Linked DNA regions of Homo sapiens: region 1 is linked to region 2. Evidence: chromatin contacts called from ENCODE Hi-C data. All regions are on one chromosome and are shown on one strand. Each heading gives the region's core, a stretch centred on a gene start or an enhancer-like site at or near the end of the contact. The rest is flanking DNA. Distances are from core to core; before and after follow the strand shown. Region 1 holds the start of MED4-AS1 (MED4 antisense RNA 1). Region 2 holds the start of LINC01077 (long intergenic non-protein coding RNA 1077).

Region 1 (4,800 bases), core at 1,183-3,682, 510 kb after region 2:
GGGGTTTCGCTCTGTTGGCCAGGCTGGTCTCGAACTCCTGACCCCAAGCAATCACCTGCCTCAGCCTCCCAAAGTACTGGAATTACAGGTGTGAGCCAGTGTGCCTGCCTCTCAGACCCAGTTCATTGTAATAGCTAGATTCTTTGCCGGTTTATTCTGCTCTAAAGATTCTCCTTGAGGGAGGTATGAAATTAGAACAAGCTGCCTTTCTCTTATTTGTAAATATTACACTGTCTTCCTCAGGCATTTGGCCTCTCTTTTTAAATTATTGCTCTAAACATAGCTTTTTTATAATTGTGAAACATGCTATGTAAATAGAGTAAGATAGTTTACGGAATAAAGTGAACACACTCCTGAACAACCCCCAAGTTAACAAAATGAATAACAATAGCTTTTTATAAACTTTTATAACTTTATAAAATAGTATTTCTGTGAGACCCAGTTCATTCTGAGCTTCAGTTTTCCTCAAGTTTTTCATAGGTTTGTGCTATTTTTATATATATTTGTTTTATATTATTCCTCATCTTTTATAGTTTGTAGGTGACTTTTGTTTTGATGTGGTAGAACATTTGGGAAGTAGAAAAAGGCATTTAAAAAAGGAAAAAAATATACCCTTTCTGAGGCAGTCACTTTAAATATTTTAGCCTGTTTCCTTTTTTCCCCTATACATTTTTTGCTTAATGTTACATCATAAGGCTGTCCCTGTGTCATTAATAATGCTTTGTATGCATCATTTTTGTTAGCTACCTAAAGTACAACCAGGGGAACTCAACTGTGATATCCTTGGATATCACCTCATATTTCTCATGTTTTAAAAGTACAGGAAAAACAGATATGGGGAGTCACTGCCACATTTTGGACCAAGGAAGGGACAGACCTAAAAACAGTCTTCCCCAGCTCCATCCCAAGGCCGATACTCTCATATCATGGTGCTGTCATTGGAGAGGGTGCAGTGTAATGTGGCCCACTCCATGGCAGAGAAGTTAGATGAGGCATCAGAGGCCAGAGCTGGCAAGCAGGAAATTACCCACTGGGGTTCCAGGGAGACTTGCTGGGAAGCTGCCCTTTGGGATTCTGGTGAAACCTGCTAGGAAACCACCTTTAGAGGCGCCACCGAAAGTTGCTGTGGTGAACACCACTTAATGTCCTGCACACCAACCAGGCATCACAGCAGTAAAGGAGACAAAACCACCTGATCCAGGAAGTGAAACTTGTTTGCTAGTGGAGTCCCACCTGTGCCCTCTACTGACAAAACTTAATTGTGGCAGCTGGCAAAGGAGAAATGGTTTCAGGGGCCAGAGAGAAGGGTAGATTTGAGGCTAACTGGCATACCTTTCTAGTTAATACCATAACTCTTTCTTTTGACCCTTTAAAAATCTGCCTTCTTTATTTGAGTCTTGAACTATACCTGTTTATGTGCTCTGTCCCTTTGCTTCAGAAATACAGACTTTAAATGTAACTTGGGCCCTTTTTTAAGGTATTTCATATGCATACATTGCTAATCAACCTCTCTTTGATGAGAGTCACTTACAATAGCAGTTCCTCTATCAAGAAATCATTCAAATCTATTATAATACTAAAGTACCTATTACTTGTTTATAATATGTAGAATAATCTACATAACCTAGTATACATAAGTATGTATTATATATGCATATAATAGATACATAGATACAGGAAAAATTTGTAATTACAAATGTCTTACAAAAGAAAAATTATGTCAACTGACTAAATAGTTTCTTACAGAGTAGTATGATTTTTTTAAAAAAGTCCCCAGTTGCTAAAATATCAACTTTTCCTTGATAAATTTGATTTTTATTAATTTGGCTAAATGTGTATTTTTTTCCTAGTCTTAAAAAAATTGGCACAATAGCTTATGCCTGTAATCCCAACACTTTGGGAGGCTGAGGTAGCAGGATAGCTTGAGCCCAGGAGTTGGAGACCAGCCTGGTTAACATAGTGAGACCTCATCTCTACAAAAACTTTAAAAAGTACTCAAGCATGGTGGCACATACCTGTAACCCAGTTACTCAGGAGGCTGAGGCAGGAGGATTGCTTGAGCCTAGGTCAGGGCTTCAGTGATGTATTCGTGCCACTGCACTCAAGCCTGGGTGACAGAATGAGACCCTGTGTCAAAAAAAGAAGAGAAAAAAGTAAAATTAAAAAAAATACTTCAAATTGTTGCATAAAGGGAAAAGTAAGAACTAGATTAATTACAGATAGAGCTGTTCTTATCTATGCTTCTTTTTTTCTCCAGATGTCCTTGCTCCACAGTATCCATGGCAGTCAAATGACATGTCGATGAATATGTTACCACCAAATCATAGTAGTGACTTTTTGTTGGAACCTCCTGGGCATAATAAAGAAAATGAAGATGATGTAGAGATTATGTCAACGGACTCCTCAAGCAGTAGTAGTGAGTCTGATTGAAAAACCTTAAAAGACAATATACAGAATTGAATACTGTAGAATTCTGTTTCTTTAACAGTAGCAGGGAAATGTAAACTACAGGTGACAAAAAATACCCAGGTAAACACTGGCTTTGGTAGAATTGTGCAGTCATTAAAAGTCAAAATTTTTTGACTTTCTTTTTAAAGCCAAAGACCATAGTTTTAGTTTTAAGCCACTAGGTAGATATTTAGGGGAATAGTCAAAATTTACTGTTGAAAAAGCAGTTGCTATGTGCTTTCTTACCCTGTTCTGTTCCAGTTTTGCTGGATTTGTACATAGCCATTCTAGAAATAGAGTTGAGGGAAATTATCCATATACATATCACTAATAGGCTTCTTGGAATTATTTAGAAAAGCATTTTTAAACTGGCAGTGGATGACTGAATAGGCATCATATTTCTTTTTGTGTGTCATTTAAAAGTAACAAAAACTGCCATTTGACAGTAAAGGCTCTTGGCTTCTGTTGGAGGCATGGGAAATTGTCTCAATTTGTACAGTTTGTAATTGTAATTTTTGTAAATAAATTTGTTTGTACATTGTATGCTTTTTTTTTAGTTTAAATATACTGTCAGTGTAGGTAGGAAATTATTTCTGTAAATCCAGTTGCATTTTATAATACTTGAGTGACTAACTGAATTGAAACCTATTACAATTAATAGGGTTCTCAAAGGCCTATTCCTATTAGAAGAAATAATTTTTTTTAATAATTGAAAAAATTTACCACAGCCTTGTCTGATTTTAAGAATAGATTGTGTGAAGATTTAGAATGGAAAGCAACCATTTCTTCCCTTCACCTTCCTCTTCTTACAGTTCCCCAGGAGTCATTTTTAACCACTTTTAATTTCTGTTGGTAACCTCTGTGTTTAGGTAATATGCTTATACAACTATTTCTTGATGTATCAGTTTTAGACAATGTATCTTCTGATTTCAAAGGTAATACAACATTTAATGTGAAACATTTAGTGAATACAGTAAAGGAGAAAATAAAATTGTTAGCATTCTACCCAGAGATAATATCAATTCATATTGTAGTGTAGATTTTTTTAAAGTTCACATACACTTTTTTGTAAAATGAGAATAATGTTTATTTCCTGAGATACTGCTGTATTTTTTAATTGCTAATCTGTATTCTTCAAATGAACTGAGAATTCCATTTTTCCATCATTTTTTCCTTTTGATTATTTTCGATCTCTAGAAAAATTGGAAAATAGGAGATTAATCTTATATTTTCACCATCTAGAATTAAGGACATACAATGTTTGAATGTCTTTCCCTCCAGGGTTATTTTTAGGAATGGACTAACACAATATCTAATTTTAACCTTGCCTTGTCCGTATACTAGGAATATTGATCCATGTGTATACATTCTTGAAAGATTTACTTTAATGGCTAAAATTTTATTGTGGTATGTGCCATAATGTAACTGCCTGTTTTTATCACCAAATCTTTAGGGTAGATTCAAAAGGATTGTGTTTTTCAAATTCTTTAATACTGTATTAGTTTTCAGTTGCTGCCGTAACAAATTACCACAAACTTGGCTCAAAACAACACAAATTTATCTTAGTTTTGTACATCACAAATGTGAAGTGGGTCTCACCTAAAATCAAGGTGTGAGCAGGGCTGCATTCCTTCCTGGAGGCCATAGGGGAGAATCTGTCCCCTGTGTCTTCCAGGTTTTAGAGGCCGCCCTTGGTCCTGCTCCAGGCCCCTGGTTGGTGAGTGTTTCTCATTCTGCATTACTGTGATGCTCTTCTGCCTACCTGTCCCATATTTAAAGGATCCTGTGATCATTCTGAGCCCACTGGATAACCCAGAATAATCTTCTTATTTAAAGTGAGATGATTAGCAACCTTTATTCTGTTTGCAACCTTAATTCTTCCTTGCCATGTAACAAAACAACATTCATAGGTTCTGTAGATTGGGATTTAGACATCTTTGGGGAAAGGGGGTCATTATCCAGCCTATCAGAAATAATCCAAACTTTTCCCCTGAAAATTACACAAATATACATTCTATCAGTACTAAGTCAATATCATAAGTCTATATATTTCTGAATTTTTTTTTTTTTGGAGACGGAGTCTTGCTCTGTCACCCAGCCTGGAGTGCAGTGGCTCTATCTCGGCTCACTGCAAGCTCCACCTCCTGGGTTCACGCCATTCTCCTGCCTTAGCCTCCTGAGTAGCTGGGACTACAGGTGCCCACCACCACGCCTGGCTAATTTTTTTGTATTTTTAGTAGAGACGGGGTTTCACCATGTTAGCCAGGATGGTCTTGATCTCCTGACCTCGTGATCCACCCTCCTCAGCCTCCCAAAGTGTTGGGATTACAGGTGTGAGCCACTGCGCCCAGC
Region 2 (4,944 bases), core at 1-2,500:
ACAAGGAAGTAAAACCAAAGGCAGGCAGCCCGGTGCCAGGCCCGAAACCAGGCCTAGGCCTGCCTGGCCTAAACCCACTAGTTAAAAATCAACTCATAACTTAGAATCCGATGTTATTCACAGATTCCAGACATTGTATAGAAGAACATTGTGAAACTCCCTGCCCTGTTCTGTTTCTCTCTGACCACCAGTGCATGCAGCCCCTGTCACGTACAGCCTGCTTGCTCAAATCAATCATGACCCTTTCATGTGAAATCTTCAGTGTTGTGAGCCCTTAAAAGGGACAGAAATTGTGCATTCGGGGAGCTCGGATTTTAAGGCAGTAGCTTGCTGATGCTCCCAGCTGAATAAAGCCCTTCCTTCTACAACTCGCTGTCTGAGAGGTTTTGTCTGCGGCTCGTCCTGCTACAAAGCTATAGCCTGACCACGTTGGGCACATGTTTTCAAAACCTTTGAGACTGTGCCTCAGGCTATGGTTGCTCATTTTTTGGCTCAGAGTAAACCTCTTTAAATATTTTATGGAGTTTGGCCTTTTCATTGACACTCCCAAACAAAGTTTTCCAAGGGACTTTCCTTCGGGTGTGTCTTAGGCAGTTTGAGGGCCACCAGCCCTGAGGAGCTGCCCAAGGAGACATGGTGACCTCTCAGCCAGGTGGCCAGGACAAAGCCATCAGACTCACAGACATGTCACCTAAACAGGTGTGCACACACACTCATAGGTAAAGGCAAACATAGAAACAACATTTACCAACATGAGGCAACAGAGAGGCCAAAACAGGTGTCACGGGCCAGGCACTGAGGGGACATGACTCTCAGGCTGGAGGGAAAGGGCATTTGTCCCTAAGCAAAATTCAGCTGCCCAAAGCAACATCCCACTGAGGAATGAATGGTACTCTGAATTCCAGGGTCAAGTCAAGCTGCCACTAAAGTCTGATTTTGCTTCTTCTTTCTTTACTCATTCCTCAGCAGCCCCTCATCCCCCACAGACTAAGAATCACCACACACACTGGCCACCTCGCCAGCTGAGGGCAAGAGGTGAGACAGAGAACCTCTACAGTGGCAATATGGTTTGGCTGTGTCCCCACTGAAATCACATCTTGATTTGTAATCCCCATAATCCCCACGTGTCAAGGGAGGGCCCAGTGGGAGGTGATTGGATCATGGGGGCAGTTTTTCCCATGCTGTTCTCATGATAGTGAGTTCTCACGAGATCTGATGGTTTTACAAGGGGCTCTTCCCCTTTTGCTTCCTTCACACATGCTCACTCTCTCCTGCTGCCATGTGGGAAGGTCCAAGCTTGCTTACCCTTTGCCTTCTGCCATGATTGTAAGTTTCCTGAGGACTCCCTAGCCATGCAGAACTGTGAGTCAATTAAACCTCTTTCCTTTATAAATTACCCAGTCTTGAGTAGTATATTTATAGCGTCTAAGAACAGACTAATACAAGTAGGGTGGGGTGTGGGCGTGTCTTAGCTCAGGCTGCTGTGATAAAAATACCATAGCCTGGGTGGGTTAAACAACAAATATTTCTTTCTCACTTCTGGAGCTGGAAGTCCAAGATCAGGGTACCAGCATGGCCAGGTTCTTGGTGAGGGCATTCTTTCTGCTTTCTTGTGTCTTCACCTGGCAGAGAGAGGAAGCAAGCTCTCTCCTGTCTCTTCTTATAAGGGGACAAATCCCATCATTAGCTCTCCACCCTCAAGAACTAATTAACTCCTGGGTTTCAATATATAAATTTGCAGGGCGGGGATTGGGACACAAACACGGAGTTCATAACAGGACACTCTCCAGATTTGGACCCAGAACACTGCAGGAAGCAGAAACCAACTGCAGAGAAATAATATGCACCATCCCTAGTCTAAAGTATAACTTACCCACAATGGTCACCCCAGGAAGATTAAATGATATGCTAGTGGGAAAAAGTGCAGAAAAAAATATCTGCACAGGGTTGACAAGAATGGCATGCTGGGTTCCAGACAGAAGTATAGTTATAATTAATCATTAATCAGGCCGCACTTTGGCCCAATTCCTTTTTGCTAAAAGTCACTAGATCCTTACTATTTGCATCCCCATTGTTCATAGAGATAGGATTTCTGATGTTAGGTCAAAAGACTATTTAAAAATGGATTTGCATCCACATTGTTACTATAAATAGGATCCCTGACATTAGAATCATTAGACTTTTATTTAAGGATTGCTTAAGATGTTTTTCAGCCCCTAAATTCCAGCAACCAGTTTGAAAGCCCCCACAGAGAAACAGGATGAGCATGAGAGCACAACTGCTTTCATCTCCCTGTCCTGTGACTACACCCTGCACTCTTCAACCAATCAACACTCTCCACCCTTTGACCCCCTCCAAAACCCTTAAAAACTCTAACCCCAAATTCCTCAGGGACATACTTTTTTTTGTTTTGTTTTGAGATGGAGTCTCCCACTGTCGCCAGGCTGGAGTGCAGTGGTGCAATCTCGGCTCACTGCAACCTCCGACTCCTTGGTTCAAGCAATTCTCCTGCCTCAGCCTCCTGAGTAGCTGAGATTACCGGCATGCACCACCATGCCTAGCTAATTTTTGTATTTTTAGTAGGTGGGGTTTCACCATGTTGGCCAGGATGGTCTTGATCTCCTGACCTCATGATCTGCCCACCTAGGCCTCCCAAAGTGCTGGGATTACAGGTGTGAGCCACTGCACCTGGCCAGGAGATGAATTTGAGTTTCCCTCCCATCTCCTCTTTCGGTGACCCTATGATTAAACCTCTTTCTCAGCTGCAACCCAGTGTCTCAGTGTAATGACTTGCTGTGTGCATCGGTCAATGAGCCTATTAAAGTTAAATGACTACAAAGCTCATTGGGGAAGTGCCCCTCCATACTTACCCATCTGCCCACTGGAGCTGACAAGAATAGAGGCTTGGGTGCCAGCAGACCAGATGGGGTGAAGTGGGGGTTACGCAGAGAGAACTGGAAAGGAGGGGCCTTTCCAAATAGAGGGATGGAAGGAAAGCATCACAAGTGGCCTAGTGACACAAAGAAGCCAGGCTGCCTGGCTGGGTGTGTTCTACAGAAGGTGGCTGGTGTCACAGAAGAGGCACCAGCAAAAAGTCAGATTCTATGCCCCTGCCTCTCCTGACTGACACTACCCCTCAGCAAGTAAGAGAGGCTAAGGGACAGACTGGGGAGATGTGGCTTGGGCCTGATGATGGGCACTTCAAATGTCGGAGTGGGTAGTTCAGACTTGATCCTGCCAGGGGCATCCTCTCTCTTGTGTCTAAGCAATGTAACCACCCAATGGGCTCATCTTGCCCACTGCCCAGATACAGCTGATTTATCAAGACAGGGGAATTGCAATAGAGAAAGAGGAGTTAGCTAAATGGAAGACCAGAGTTTTATTACTACTCAAACCAGCCTCCCTGAAAATCCAGAGGCTACAGTTTTTTAACAATAGTTTGGTGGGCAGGGGGCTAGGGAAGGGGTGCTGCTGATTTGTTGGGGATGCAATCATAGGGTCATAGAAAATAGTCCTCATGCGCTGAGTCAGCATCTGGGTAAGGGACATGGGTCCAGGTGGAGTCATCTGGTTGTCAGAAATGAAAATCTGAAAAGACATCTCGAAAGGCCAATTTTAGGTTCTACAATAGTGATGTTACTTACAGGAGTAATGGAGGAAATTACAAATCTTGTAACTTCCAGAACAATGACTGGTAATCATTTAACTATGCCTGCATCTTAGCAGAATTCAGGCCCCTCTAATAATCCTAACCTTCCTAACCTTGTGACCTTTCATTAGTTTTACAAAAGTAGTTTAGTTTTGGGAAGGCCTATTATAATCCTTGCCTTAAGGTTAAACCAGAAACTAAATTTATCCAAAAGTTAGCTTGGCCCGTGCTCCAGAATGACCAAGGTTAATTTGAAGGTTAAAGGCAAGATGGAATTGGTTAGAGAAGGTCTCTTTGACTGTCATAATTTTCTCACTGCTATAATTTTTGCAAAGGTGGTTTCAGCAATCTGGGGTAATTTGTGTAACAGATATCCTGTTCTTTTTCTTAGTTTTATTTTATTTTATTTTATTTTTGAGATGGAGTTTTGCTCTTGTTGCCTAGGCTGGAGTGCAATGGCATGATCTCAGTTCACTGCAACCTCCACCTCCCGGGTTCAAGCAATTCTCCTGCCTCAGCCTCCCGTGTAGCTGGGATTACAGGCATCCACCACTGCGCCAGGCTAATTTTTTGTATTTTTAGTAGAGACAGGGTCTCACCATGTTGGCCAGGCTAGTCTTGAACTCCTGACCTCAGGAGATCCACCTGCCTTGGCCTCCTGAAGTGCTGGGATTACAGGTGTAATCCCACCACACCCAGCCTTTTTTCTCTTTTTTTTAAGAAAAAGTCTTGTTTTGTCACTCAGGGCAAGTGAGTGGCACAATTATGGCTCACTGCAGTCTCAGCCTTCCGGGCTCAAGCAATCCTCCCACCTTAGCCTCCCAAGTAGCTGGGACTACAGGCACATACCACCATGCCTGGCTAATTTTTCACTTTTTAGTTTTTTAGGGATGGGGGTCTCACTATGTTGTCCAGGCTGGTCTTGAACGTTTGGACTCAAGAGATCCTCCCACGTCAGCCTCTCAAAGTGCTGGGATTACTGGTGTGAGCCACTGTGCCTGGCCTCAGATTAGCCTGTTCTTAAGCGTTTCTAAAATGTTCATCCTGCCTAGCCTGCTTCCAGGACTTCTGGGTATCTCTGCTTCTTCCATCCTTTATGTTAGTGCTCAAAATACCTACCAATTTTCACTTCCTAGTTGGTTTCCTGTGATTGTTTCTAAACCTTGTGGCCAAGTTGTTAGCACCTCATTTCATCTAAAAAGTCAAAACATGCTTACCTTCCTCACCCCAAATATGCTAACCTCTGATGGTACAAATGATCTCCTGTGATTAGACCTTCCTGTCGTGTCTCCCCT

The links. A loop is a pair of places that touch in the nucleus more often than their neighbours do. Pooled maps may share reads with other maps.
Region 1: a loop to region 2 is called in a map with no recorded cell type, with 3 times the contacts of the local background. The contact joins the promoter of MED4-AS1 here to the promoter of LINC01077 in region 2. A Hi-C loop is called at or near these places in 1 of 168 maps with a recorded cell type or tissue (B cell), 4 of 37 single-sample maps with no recorded cell type and 6 of 50 pooled maps.

The regions. Positions count from the first base shown.
Region 1 is chr13:48,074,769-48,079,568 of GRCh38, reverse strand. It overlaps MED4-AS1 (MED4 antisense RNA 1), which reads right to left and starts at 2,432. Exons shown (of 3, transcript NR_046511.1): 1 at 2,218-2,432; 2 at 2,016-2,127. MED4 (mediator complex subunit 4) reads left to right here. Exons shown (of 7, transcript NM_014166.4): 7 at 2,258-3,845. The coding sequence ends at 2,430.
Region 2 is chr13:48,586,904-48,591,847 of GRCh38, reverse strand. LINC01077 (long intergenic non-protein coding RNA 1077) reads left to right here and starts at 1,250. Exons shown (of 2, transcript NR_170270.1): 1 at 1,250-1,326. The region is part of intron 2 of LOC105370202 (a long non-coding RNA gene); the gene reads right to left. RefSeq lists a silencer at 4,921-4,944.